2 separate regions of the Homo sapiens genome follow, and region 2 is linked to region 1. Evidence: chromatin contacts called from ENCODE Hi-C data. All regions are on one chromosome and are shown on one strand. Each heading gives the region's core, a stretch centred on a gene start or an enhancer-like site at or near the end of the contact. The rest is flanking DNA. Distances are from core to core; before and after follow the strand shown. Region 1 holds the start of CCDC93 (CCC complex scaffolding subunit CCDC93). Region 2 has its middle 16 kb from the start of THORLNC.

The links. A loop is a pair of places that touch in the nucleus more often than their neighbours do. Pooled maps may share reads with other maps.
Region 2: a pooled map shows a loop between it and region 1 (2.2-fold over the local background). The contact joins the enhancer-like site here to the promoter of CCDC93 in region 1. A Hi-C loop is called at or near these places in 4 of 50 pooled maps.

What each region holds. Positions count from the first base shown.
Region 1 is chr2:118,011,260-118,018,355 of GRCh38, reverse strand. It overlaps CCDC93 (CCC complex scaffolding subunit CCDC93), which reads left to right and starts at 4,286. Exons shown (of 24, transcript NM_019044.5): 1 at 4,286-4,402. The coding sequence starts at 4,361. It also overlaps the pseudogene RN7SL111P. RefSeq lists silencers at 4,079-4,278, 4,749-4,798.
Region 2 is chr2:118,166,416-118,173,511 of GRCh38, reverse strand. No RefSeq gene overlaps it. Among named protein-coding and RNA genes, the nearest start is that of THORLNC, 16 kb to the left of the region's middle. RefSeq lists an enhancer at 4,024-4,073. Within about 2 kb of position 4,036, at least 3 of the 41 ENCODE cell types and tissues checked have a DNase peak (open chromatin) inside an H3K27ac peak, as active enhancers do.

The sequences.
Region 1 (7,096 bases), core at 3,037-5,536:
TAAATCTGCTTGCACTGCCTGTGCCTCCATTATGTTACTGTAGAAATGTGACATGCTAAATATAGGATGGTGCATTATAAAATTGTACCGCTTGAGAATAGACCAGCATGCCATTAAGAATTTTTAGGAAGAACTCATTTAACCTAAGAGCTCTTTGTTTATGGATTTTGAATTTTATATGCCACTGTGATCTATAAAGAAACAAATCCATAATGAAGTCACTATTCACTACTGTGTTGTATATAAAACAATATGTTCCAAGGCAAAAAATTCAATATTCATGCCTCTCCCTAGCCCAATTAAATCAGGATTGCTAAGGGTGGAATCCAGGTGATTCCAATGTGCAGCCAAGTTTGAGAGCTACTGACATAGAAGAAACTCAGCAATATTTGTTGGATGGATGGATGGATGGATGGATGGTTGGATGGGTGAGCAAAAGAACATGGGGAATGAGAAATTTGGGGCTCTGGTTCTAGCACTCCCTCTAATGTGCTGTGTGACCTCGCTGTGTCACTCTACTTTACTGAACACCCATTGTTGCACTACATGTAGAAGGAATGAGAGAAGCCTGAAGACAGAATAATTAAAGCTTTATAGAAAACTTCCGGCTGGGAGCGGTGGCTCACGCCTGGAATCCTAGCACTTTGGAAGGCCGAGGTGGGCGGATCACGAGGTCAGGAGATCGAGACCATCCTGGCTAACACAGTGAAACCCCGCCTCTAGTAGAAATACAAAAAATTAGCCGGGCGTGGTGGCGGGCGCCTGTAGTCCCAGCTACTCGGGAGGCTGAGGCAGGAGAATGGCGTGAACCCGGGAGGCGGAGCTTGCAGTGAGCCGAGATCGCACCACTGCACTCCAGCCTGGGTGACAGAGCGAGACTCCGTCTCAAAAAAAAAAAAAAAGAAAAAAAAGAAAGAAAACTTCCTCCAGAACAAAGCTAAGCCTAACAGGAAGCTCTTTACTATGTGTATTAGGCCATTCTCCCATTGCTATAAAGAAATACCTGAGACTGGGTAATTTATAAAGAAGAGGTTTAATTAACTCACAGTTCTACAGGCTTTACAGAAAGCATGGCGCCGGCATCTGCTTGGCTTCTGGGGAGGCTTTAGGAAGATTACAATCATGGTGGAAGGTGAAAGGAGAGCAGGCATGTCACATGGTGAAAGCAAGAGCTAGAGAGGATAAGTGCCACACTTTTAAACAGCCAGATCTCGTGATGAGTGACTCAGTGTCAGGAAGACAGCACCAAGAGGATGTTGCTAAACCATTCACAAAAAATCCACCCCAACGAGCCAATCACCTCCCACCAGGCCCCACCTCCAACACTGGCTATTACATTTTGACATGAGATCTGGGTGGGACAAATATCCAAACTATATCACTATGGTACCTCTTTACCCACGAACTGGAAAGTATTTGTGAGGCTCCAAAGAGGAACATCACACAACTCTGTACTCAGTGTACAGAAGAGAGACAGAATGACTGATTTCTAGTCCTCAGATATCACACTTGGGAGACACAATTTGTGAGGGTGCCTGGAGTGAAGGGAAAGGGAGAGAGATGGATTGATCTGAGAGATTCCTCACAAGCCTCCTTGTCTGCATTGGCTGTTAAAGGTCTTCTTCAAGACTGTGAAGGGTTTCTGCTCTCAAATATGGGCTGCTTAAACTTTCTTTTTCTTTTTTAAGAGACAGTGTCTTGCTATATTGCCCAGGCTTAAGTGCAGTGGCTATTCATGGTCATGATCCCACTACTGATCAGCACAGAAGTTTTAACCTGCTCTGTTTCTGACCTGGGCCAGTTCACCACTCCTTAGGCAACCTTGCTCCCTGGAGGTCACTGTATTGATACCAAACTTAGTGCAGATCTCTGATTGGCATAGCTTACTAAAGCCCAGAACTCCTGGGCTCAAGCGATTTTCCTGCCTCAGCCTCCCGAGTTGCTGGGACATAAGCAGGTGCCACCTAGCCCTGTTCAAACTTTCTTGACGATATTATGGCTGTTTTGCTGAGATTTTTTTTTTTAAGCATGCCCCATGCCCCTCAACTCTGTTACTGTCACTCTACACCTGTTGTAACATAGGACAGTTTCTTTTTTTTTTTTTAGACAGAGTTTCACTCTTGTTGCCCAGGCTGGAGTGCAGTGGCACAATCTCAGCTCACCGCAACCTCCGCCTTCCCAGTTCAAGTGATTCTCCTGCCTCAGCCTACCAAGTAGCTGGGATTACAGGCATGCGCTGCCACGCCCGGCTAATTTTGTATTTTTAGTAGAGACGGCATTTCTCCATGTTGGTCAGGCTGGTCTCGAACTCCCAATCTCAGGTGATCCACCCGCCTCGGCCTCTCAAAGTGCTGGGATTACAGACATGAGCCACCGCGCTCGGGAAGGACAGTTTCTTACTGAGGAAGTTAGCTACTCATGCTTATTTAAAACATTGCAAAAGCATTATAACAGGGAACTCAGGGTGTGGCCTGAGTCCTGTTATTCTCCAGGCTGCTATTATATACAGCTGTTTAGGCTTGCCTGCTATGTGAGATCTTACTACCTGTTCCTAGGCATCAGTACCTGTCTGGTCACTCAACAGTGGCCACAAATTATTATCACTCTCCATTCCCCATCAACCTATACCATTTCAGTGAATGACAGTTTTAAAACTACAAAAACAACACATTTGGGAAGTTATGAGAGTAGAAATTGAAGTTTATTGGCTTCACAAAGGATAAGAGCAAGATATACCACACAGGAGGGTTCCCATCTCAATACCTTAACTTGCATATTCAGATTATTCAAATTATTGGGGACCAGGGTTTGGGGATCGTGCACAGCTTTGAGTAATATTTGCTAGTTATATTTAAGAACAAAATGGCATCCTTAGGGCAGTTCCAACTATTTGTGAGCTCTGGCTCCAGACAAACCTCTGTCTGTCAGGATGAACTCCAGGAGGAGTACAAAAGGTGCAAAAATAAAATAAAATAGAAAACATCATATATATATACACGTATATATATACACACATATATACACGTATATATATATACACACATATATATATATACACGTATATATATATAGTTTTTAGACAGGGTCTTGCTCTGTCACCCAAGCAGGAGTGCAGTGGTGTTATCATAGCTCACTGCAACCTCAACCTTCCTGGCTCAAGCAATTCTCCCACCTCAGCCTACCGGCTAGCTGGGACCACTGGCACCGGGCTAATTTTCTTATTTTTTGTAGAGATGGAGGTCTCACTATGTTGCCCAGGTTGGTCTCCAACTCCTAGGTTCAAGTGATACTCCCGCCTCGACCCCCAAAGTGCTGGGATTACAGGCATGTGCCACCGCGCCTGCCTACTCTTTTAAAGACGCTAGGGATGCAAAGAAGAGACGAAAGCAAACACGAAACCTTTTTGATCTCAAGGAACTAAAGGTCTGAGTCTGACACTTCCCATCCCACACACATATACAGAGGGAAGGATCTCTTCTCCAGCAAAAGTTTTCACGAAAGTCATCTCTTTCCTCATTGCTTAAAAGAAACAAAAAGCCAAGAAGCCGTTATGGAGCGGGTGTGGGGGCCTGTGACCTTTTGTCTAGTTGCCATCCTCCGGGACCAACAAGGGGTACATCAAATAAGGGACGCGGCGGCTCAAATGACATGAACATAGGAGTCCGCATTCTCTGAGATGTCATTCCTCCAGGAAGACCCAGGAACCGTGAATAGGGCGGGGTGGTGGGCAATATCTGAAGCGAGGTTTCCTGGGAACGCGATGCCACTGGCCAGGACGCTGGAGAGGGCAGCGGGCTTGAAGAATCCCTTCTCAAGGGGTCCGTTCCTGGGTCGTATATGGAGAAGTCTGTCCAAGCGTGTGTCTGTAAGGTCTAGAGCCGGGCGTGCATTCAGAATCCTCAAGCTCATCTGTACTTGGACTCTGACCCTGAAGCGAGGCGGTTTCCGAAGTCTGATTCACCGAGGGGACAGGACCTATTTGGGGCATCCGATGGCAGCGAGAAGAGAAGGGAGCCGAAATGCAAAATATTCTCAAGATGCAGGAGGAACCCCTCTCAAAGAGCGCCACGGAGAAAACTTCAGAGTACGGGCGCGATGATCCAGCACAACGCCAGGACCTGCAGCCCAGCCCACCTCTCCCCGGGCTGCTGTGGCGCAGGCGCAGTGGCGCCGCGCTCCGGCCCCAGCGCGCATGCTCTGCCCGGCTGCGGCGCTTCGGGCAGGCGGCGGCGGCGGCGGCGGCGGCGGCAGAGGGAGTTTCCGCTTTGTACTCCACCCCGGTAGCAGCTCCGCGGCAGGGACAGCTTCCTCCGGACGCTTGGCGGGCTTCGCTCTCGCCTTACGACAGCCCGGTCGGATCATGGGGTTGCCCAGGGGGCCGGAGGGCCAGGGTCTCCCGGAGGTAAGAACGCCTCCTCCTTCCCTGACACGTCGGGGTTCCTGAAGAGAGGGCCGAGCCGCGGGGCGGCGGGCTGAGCGGGCCCTGGGTGCGTTAGGGGCGCCCCGCCCCCTTCCTCAGGCGTATCCACCTCAGGGAAGCGCCGACCCTCTTCTTGGAGGCGGGGAGCAGGTACCCCTGCATGGGCAGGGGGCGGCGGGCGGGTGAGGACAAACTTAAGCCGCTCCCGGGTCTCTTGGGGCGCAGGTGGCCTTCCTAGCCCGACACCTGCTCTGACGCAGCCCCACGCGCCGCGGGGTCCTGGGCTCCCACCTTTCTCCCTGTCCGGGACGGGCTCCCCCACCCCGCGCCGCAGGGCTAGCCCCGAGGGCCGAGGCTGCTGGGCGCTGGAGTCACGAGACCGCTCTCCGAGGCGGTTCGGGCTCGGGTGGTGACCTTGGGACGTCTACCGCCACCCCGCAGAGTCCCGGCGGCCCGCCCCACCCGCCTTGCTGTCGGGAGGGAATGCCACCCTCCTTGCGTGGACCCGGGCCGGGGCGGCGGGAGGAAGTTTGGGAGACTTGCGCGCACCAGGGAGGTGTCCCGCTGGGTCAGCGCGCCGGGGCGTTCGGGGTGGGACGCACTCCAGGGGTGCTGTGTGGCGGGGGACCCGGCTCTGGGCGGAAAGGCTGCGGCTTCTCCAGAAGAGGGCGGGGTTCTTTTCCAAAGGTGTTTGTTAAGTACTCACTTAGTGCTAGGGAGGGGGTCATGAGTGGTTTGCGGATTTCCACGTTTGCTGGGAATACAGGGAAAGTGTATTCATTTTCTTTTGGCTGCAAATACCACTTAGCATCTCATAGGTAGTTTGCATCTGTCGTCCCTTTCAGTTGATTTTACTCAAAGGCTAGTCTAGTTTACTGGATTCTGGAGAGAAATGGAAGCCACGCCGCACCTCTGCCTTTTTCCTAAGGTTCTGGAGCAGGCATTGGGCAGGGTGACTGCTTGCTTGACGTGGTGAGTCGTCCCTTCACACTTACCTGCCAGTGACCAATGTTACTCCTCTGCATTCCTCCCAAATCCTCAGTTCTTTCATATCACAAGTATCCACTAATTGAGGGATCACTGTGTTCTGTGTCCAGAAGCTGGGAATATATATAGTCTGAAAGGACAGATTTGTTTGTCAGTGTGTGCTCCCCGAATGCAAGTCCATTTTGTTGTCTTAAGAAAACCTGACAAGCATAATGTTGTCAGAACCCCTGTATTAGGTAAAATCTTACATGCACGTTGCCTGGGATGGGACCCAGGATAGTGAACAATAGGATTTGTACTGTGACATTTGAAGTTTTCTTTTTTGCCACTTCTGTATTCTAGGCTCTCATCAAGTTTTTGCCTGGCCTTTTGCTGTAGACTTCTGTCTGGTCTCCCACGTTCTACTTTAAATCCGTCCAACCCAATATTCCACAGTACTATCAGTGGAGGTCTTTCTGGGGGGAAAATAAATAAATTAATTAATGAAGAGCAACCTGCTGCTGTATGTCCTTCGTTTAAACTTTCACTGACTGCTAAGAGGCCACACTCACCAGGTCAAGCAATAACTTATCATCATTTAGTTCAGAAGCTAGTAAATATAAATATGGATAGTCTGTGTTATTAGGATGTCACTAGACCAGTTAATTCATTAAATTCATTCTTTTTTTTTTTTTTGAGACAGAGTCTCACTCTGTCACCGAGGCTGGAGTGCAATGGCGTGAGCTCGGTTCATTGCAACCTCTGCCTCCCAGGTTCAAGCAATTCTTATGCCTCAGGCTTCCCAGTAGCTGGGATTGCAGATGTGAGCCACTGCCCTGCCCGAATTCATTCTTTTTAACCCTTTACAAAGATAGCTAGACTTGGCCTGCCTTCCAGCTTACAACAACTATAGTGGACGGAAATTGAAAGTTTATTGGGCTTTGTGTAAGAGCTCATTGTTGTTTGTCTTTGTCAGAAATTTAGCTTCAACAACTGGATGTATTAACCAGCCTGGTGGATTTTTATTGCTTCAAGAGAGGGTCTTTCATTCCCAGCAGATCAGACAGTGGCCCTTTTCCATTTGATTTCAGTGTTAATCTGCTAAGTGAATTTGGAGTCATACATTCCCATTTAGTGTCTTGTGCCAAAATTACTTCACAAGTTATATTGCAAAAGTAAACTTCTCCATGCTAGGGGTGAGTGGATGGAAGCCTGGGCCCTGCATCTGTGGTGGGGTGGCCAGTGGGTGTCCATTAGATAGGTGTTGAGGCAGTGATGATCCTATTTTTTTTTGGTTTTTTTTGTCTTCTTCTCATGTTTTCATAATAAATGATTGAACAAATGAAGTGTTCCTGTTTTACACCCCAGAAGTTTTAAGAAAGTACTTATATTATCTCATTTTCTTTTTCTGCTGACTTGAACTACAACTACTCTTTAGCTTCTCTTTTCTTAGAGTGTTTTCACTTGTAGACGTTTCTCAACCATCCCAGATTTTTTGCAGAAGGGAGAGAAGGTGTGAATTATTTATATTACTTAAGAAAATTTTTATGTCCACTAGGAACTAGTGAATGCTGATCTTCAGGATCCTTAATGGACTGGACCAGGGTCATTTCAGAGACGGATGTAGCTCAGTGCTGTCACCTCCCCCACGCCACTCCTACTCTATTGCAGGGGATTATCAGTCACTTTAATAATTCTGTATTAACTATA
Region 2 (7,096 bases), core at 2,787-5,286, 160 kb before region 1:
AGTGCAGTGGTGCGATCTCGGCTCACTTCAAGCTCCACCTCCCGGGTTCACACCATTCTCCTGCCTCAGCCTCCCGAGTAGCTGGGACTACAGGCACCCACCACCACACCCAGCTAATTTTTTTGTATTTTTTAATAGAGACAGGGTTTCACCGTGTTAGCCAGGATGGTCTCGATCTCCTGACCTCATGATCCACCAGCCTCGTCCTCCCAAAGTGCTGGGATTACAGGCGTGAGCCACCACGCCTGGCCAACCTTTTCTTAAAAGACAGTGATGACAGAATAGTGTCAAATTTCTCAAGGGGACCTTGTAGAATCTAAATACAAGGAGAGTTTCTCCCAAGATCCCTGGGATGCTGACAGGGCTACCACTTGCTGTGTTTAACATCCCTAGGGCTCCATTTATGAAGCACCTAATCATGATAGAACATTCAGAAACACAAAGTTGGAAGCTAGGCGTCAAGGCCGTGCAAACTCCATGAAATCAGGTGCCAGGAAGGGTTCTTAGAGAGATTTCAGAAAAGTTATTGAGGGGCAGAAGGAAGAGAATTAACATTTCTGTGCTCCCATTTGTGCCAGAAATAGAGTTTGAAGTTAAAGATGAACTTGTCCTCTAGCAGAGAGGAAGAGAGGAGTCCTGAAATCAGCCCTGAAGAACACTCGTCTTTCCCGCCCTTCCCACCCAGAAACTGCACCCAGCTCTAAATTGGAATTATCAGCCAATCCACCTACAACTATTTCCTAAGAACCTATGAGTTAAAAAAAGACCTGGACCATATCTCAACACTCTTCTTAGCAACATACAAACACATTTACATGAACATCAAAACAATACTGTAAATGAAACGCCTCTATAAAATGTTCATACAAGATTCTTGTGGTAGAAGAAGCACGGACACCAAAGAACAAAACATTTGAATGCTAGCTTCTCAGCCACGTGACCTCTGGCAGTTTACTTCACCTCACTAAACTTTATCTCTGCAATGGAAATAAAAATGCCACCCCATATGTGTCATGTGTAAGGATAAAAAGAAATGTAATGAGATTATGTATGCAAAGGTGGGCAGAAAATGCACGTGGACTGTAGAAGGTGCTGGGCTGGAAATGGGGCACAGAAAGAGAGAAGTCCGAAGGAGCCAGAGGGAGAGGTCGTCTGGCGGTGCAAGGGAGCACACTTGACATATCCATAATTGTTCATTCATCCTGTTATTCTTGTCACTCCACAAATATTCAGGGAGCATATACAAATGGGGAACAAGTCAGACACAAGGTCTGCCCTCATGGAGCTGACAGTTTAACAGGGATACAGATGCTTAAAGAAATGATGTGAATTCAGCTCAGTGCTCTGAGACACGAGGGAGAGTTGGGACATGTCATGGAGCTGACAGTTTAACAGGGATACAGATGCTTAAAGAAATGATGTGAATTCAGCTCAGTGCTCTGAGACACGAGGGAGAGTTGGGACATGGGAGTGGCTCCTCATTCAGACAGGTGGGTGTAGAGAGACTTGTTAGAGGCCAGTGACATCTCAGCTTTCAGAAGCAAGTAGAGTCATCCAGGTTGGTGGGGTGGGGAAGAGGAGATGGGATTTGAGCTTTGTAGGAAGGCTTGCATCTCAGGCCTGCGCTCCCCCAGAGAGTGAGGGAAAGAAGTGACCAGAAGACAGCCTCATAAGCCATGATCATGAGTCTGACCCACATGGTAATAATCACCATAAGGTTTCAAGTGGGAGAGTGACACACATGGTCAGATTTGCATTTCAGTAGCAGATTTGGGTGGAGCAGGGCAAGATAGCCAGGGAGACAAGTAAGGAGAGAGTTGCAGGAAATAAAGAAAGGTAGAGAGCATTGGACACTACAGAAAGCAGAATATTACTCAAAGTGCTCATGAGAGATCGGAGTTAAAGGTAGGGTGAGGAGGCAGTCAATGGTGGCCCCCAGGTGTCTGGCTGAGGCAGCTAGGTAAATGGTGGGACCATTGACTAATATGAGGTTTTGGAGAAAGATCTTGAGTTTAGCTTTGGATATATCAAGATCGGGGTTCCTGAGAGATATCCAAGTGGAGTTGTCTAAGAACAGATGAGTACGTGGACTCCAAACCAGGAAATTTTGGATTGGAGACAGAAGTTTGGCATTATGTCAGCCCCCAGATAATGAATGTTTGCTGGGCTGCTGATGACGTTCTACAGAGAGCAGGGGCAACAAGGAAGAGAGGACAGCCAGCAAAGCCCCTCTAACAGGGCAGAAGAGGATGTGTCATTACAAGAGCCTGGAAATTAGCTAGAGAGATGGGAGGGAACCCCACAGAGAGAGCAGTGTTACAGAAGCCAAGGAAAAAGAGGATATCAACAGGGTGGGGTAAATTGATTTTGCTATGATGATATCTGACTTGAGAAGTACTTATTGGATAGTCCAAAGTGGAAGTCTCAGTGACCTTGGCAAGTTTCAGTGGAGTGGTAGGAGTGGAATCCAGATTGTCAAGATGAAGGAGGAGAATGTAGGAGGTAGGAAGGAGGAGACAGCAAGTGCAGGCAAAGCTTAGGAGGCACTTACTGTAAACATTAAGATGAAAGATAGGAAAGTACCTGGAAAGAAATACCTATAGGCTGAGTTTTGGGAATGATGCTTTTTGTTTGTTGTGTAATATGGGAGAGATTTGATCATGTCTTAATACATCTAAGAAAAAGCCAATACAAGAAACGAAAAGTTTTAAAGATGTAGAAGAGAGGGAGGAAATAATAATAATAGTAGAGGCAAATCTCTGAGGAGATGGATGGAGATTGGATCCAGGAGGTATTTCACTGGGACAAGAATGAAAGAAGATGCTGTATATGTTAGAAACTCTGTCGGGTTCAGGTAACAGTACACCCTCTGGGATTGTAACTTGGAAAGTAGCTTGGACATTTGAAAGTCAAACAGTAGCTTTTTGCTACCCTTAATTAAACTGTTCAATGTTGGCAGGGCTCAGAATCAACAGCTCTGTAATTTGTTTCACCTTTGCCTCATGGTTGCAGGATGGCTGCAGCAGCTCTAAGCATCACATCCTTACATACCCCATTCATAACCAGGAACCATGTGTCCGTAAAGGGCATAATTCTCTTCATGCACTTTTCTCTTAGAAGAAAGAAAAACATTTTTCAGAAGCACTTCACAAGACTTCTTGACACATCTCATTATGTAAAATTGGGACTTAACAGTCACGCACAGACCAAGGCTGGGCCCAGTTCCCACCCAGCACACGAACAGAATCAGTGCTTCAGTGAGAAAGAAGAAAGGGGCAACTCTGGGTTAGAAATAGCCATGTCTGCCTCAAAGGTACAGATGAAGTAGGTCAGTGGGCTTGGGAGCAGAAAAAATGAATGAATTCTCTGGAAATGTCAATTTTCCCTCTAAGTTTGTCATCTGCTAAGAGTGAGAGGGAAGGGGTTGTGGGTGTGAGTTCTGATGGGAGTGAAGAGATCTAAAATAACCACAGCAGAGAAGCAGGGGGTGAACTCACTGGAAAAAAAAAAACATCAAAAATTCCAAGAAGGTCCTCCATGGGGAAAATGATTGGGGAAGAAATTACAGACCAAAGGAAAAAAGAAAGGAAGGGAAGATCCACTAAAGGACAGCTCTGCCCCAAGTGGCCATGTACACCAGGGTTTCCCTGCCTCGCACTGTTGGCATTCTGGGCTGATTAATTACTTGTTGCAGGGCTGTCCTGGGCACTGTAGCATGTTGGCAGCATCCCTTGCCTCTACCCACTAGATGCCAGTAGCAAACCCCACTTCCAATCCTGACTACCAAAAATGTCTCCAGGCATTGCCCAGTACCCCATGGTGGGAGGAGGCAAAATCATCCCAGTTGAAAACCACCTATGTACACTATCTTATTTAGTCCTTCAGAGCAGAGATGGTGTTTCTGTTTTTGAGGATGAGGTTAAAAGCCCAAGGACACATAGCTGAGAAGAAATGGAACCGGAATTGAAGCCGGCTCTGCCAGAGACTGCATTCTTCCCTCTGACCCTGAGCTCCACAGCCTGCAGTGCACCACCGGCACCAAACAGGAAGTCACACCCATGGGCCGGCCTCTGCCTTGCCACTGGGGCTCTACACCCCATAGAGTAACTTTGAGGAGTAATCTGTTTTTTCCCGGAGAGAATTAGAGAACTCATAAAAATTAAATCTTTACAAGAGCTCTATCTCCTCCTTTCAAGGAAGTCAATCACTTGGGTTAAAAAAGAAAAAGAAAAAGAAAAAAAAATGTGGCAACATTTTCCCAAGGACTTAGGGCAGAAAACCACCATCCAGAAAGGAAAATCTTTGAAGTTGGAATGTGCTCTAGGCTGCCTCTTTAAATGAAAAATGTTATATGCCTGGGAAACATTATATATGCCAAAGCAATACGAGGGCCTCACGGTAATAATGATAGCACCAACTCCATGCTTTCATCCCTGAGACTCTGTGAAGGGCCTTAAAAATGAAATTTTATACAAGTGCACACACACACACACACAATATTTGGAAAATTCACACATATATCACTTTGCCCACCTCTCCAATGAAGGTGGAATGTGGTGGCAGATGTTTCACAGCTGCCCGGCAACCACCCTCCAACAGTTTAGGACAGGAAGCTAAGGACACCCGATCCAAAAGGAATTGCAGGGAGAGGTCAGGGAGGTAAAAGTTAATCCTGAGAATTGGGATTCTGCCAAAGCTTGGGATACCCTCCACGCCATTGCCTCATCCTTTATTCTAAGAGACTGAATGAATCAAGTGACAGGCATCTATCTGCATGTGAGAGGCCATGCCCTCCCCATGAAGAGAGTTGGAACTAGGAAAGATCCTTACATTTGAGGAATACATACTATACATACAGCCTGCAGCCCAGCCTGAGAAAGCCAAGCCTATAGATTTGGCATCTAGGCCAGTTACATATCTTTACTCTGCTGAATAGCCATAGACAGAGTCCCTATTGCATAGATGGCTGCCCTTGCCTCTACCCTTTCATAAAAGATAAATCATTTCATAAAGAATGCCTCACTGCCTGGGTGCAGTGGCTCACAACTGTAATCCCAGAACTTTGTGGGGCCCAGGCAGATGGATCACCTGAGGTCAGGGGTTCAAGACCAGCCAACATGGTAAAACCCCATCTCTACTAAAAATACAAAAATTAGCTGGGCATGGTGGCATGCGCCTGTAATCCCAGCTTCTTGGGAGGCTGGGGCACAAGAATCACTTGAACCAGGAAGGTGGAGGTTACAGTTAGCCAGTGATCTGAAATCGGGCCCCTGCCCTCCAGCCTGGGCAACAGCAACACAGTGAGACTTCATCTAAAAAAAAATAAAAATAAAAATAAATAAAAAATAAAAAGAAGGCCTCACTGATGTGTGTGGATGGTAGAGGAGGAAGAGGGGACAAGGGGTGGTATCTTGTTTAACTAGGTCAGGCAGTGCATTTATAACCACAGAGTGAGGGGAAAGAAATGAATAACTGCAGAGCCCCAGCTCATGCCAGGGCCTGGGCTAGGAGCTTTACCTGTTGTCGTGTCATTAATCTTTCTGGGTTTCACTATCTGAACTTTGCAAATAAAGAAACTGAGTCCTGGAGAGGTTACGTAAGTTGGGGTCATACTCCCCAAGAGCCAGGATTCAAGCTCAGGTCAGCCAACCCCAAAGTGAACATGCTTGTGTTACCACCATATCTGGACATCGAGTATGCTAGCGCCCCAGAAATCTCCTCCGTGCTCTCTCCAAGTCATTACGCACCCACCCCTTACCTCCAGGTAACCACTGTTCTTCCTTCTATTGCTAAAGTTTAAATTTTGCATGTTTTTGAACAACATATAAATGGAGTCACATAGTATGTATTCTTTGGCATCTGATTTCTTCAGCTCAATAATTTATGAGATCCATTCATGTTTTTGTGCCTAATAGTAACTTGCTCATTCCCATTGCTATATAGGATTCTACTGGGTGAGTGTATTACAATTTATGTATCCATTCTATTATTTATGAACATTTGAGGAATATTCCATTTAGGAATATTATGAATACTACTGCTACAAACATTATTTTGTTTTGCTGTTTTTTTGAGACGGAGTCTCACTCAGTCACCAAGGCTGGCATGCAATGGTGCAATCACGGCTCACCACAACCTCCTGGGCTCAGGAGATTTTCCCTCCTCTGCCTCCCAAAGTGCTGGGATTACAGGTGTGAGCCATCATGCCCAGCTGAACATTCTTAACATCTAATGGGTGGCCACACACTTGAATATGTATACCTAGAGATAAAATTGCTGAATCATTAAGAAACATAATTGCTCATTTTTACTAGGTAATGCCAGTCTTCCAAAACGTTGTATTAACATTCCCACCAACAATGTGTAAAAGTTTCATCTGCTCCACAACTTCCAAAAATTGGTATTTTGAGTTTCTTTATAATTTTAGCTATTCTAATGGCTGTGTTGCTATGTCACTGTTGTTATAATTTTCTTCATAACTAATAAATATGAGGATCTTTTAATATATTTATTGGCCACTTGAACCATTCCCTCTTTTGTAAAGTTGTTGTCTGTTTTTGTGTATTGATCTGTAGAAGATCTTTGTATATTGTGTGAAAGTCCTTCGTTGGATATATGTATTGCAAATATCTTTTCTCATCCTGTGGCTTATCTGTCCATTCTTTGGTGTCTTTTAGGGCTTTTTTGTTTTTGTTTTTCACTACATTTTATTGTGGTAAGAATAGAACATGAGATGTACCCCCTTAACAAATGGCAAGTATACAGTGCCTTATTGTTAACTATAGATGCAATGTTATACAGCAGCTCTCCAGAGCTTATTTATCTTGCTTAACTGAAACTTTATGCCCAATGATCAGTAACTCTCCATTTCCTCCTCCCCCAGAGTCTGGGAATCATCATTCTACTCCAGAGTCTGGGAATCATCATTCTACTCTGATCCTATGAATTTGACTATTTTAAATATCTCCTATAAGTAGAATCATGTAACATTTGTCTTTCTGTTACTAGCTTATTTCACTAAGCATAATGTCCTCAAGGTTAATCCATGTTGTTACATATTGCACAATATCCTTCTTTTTGAAAGCTGAATAGTATC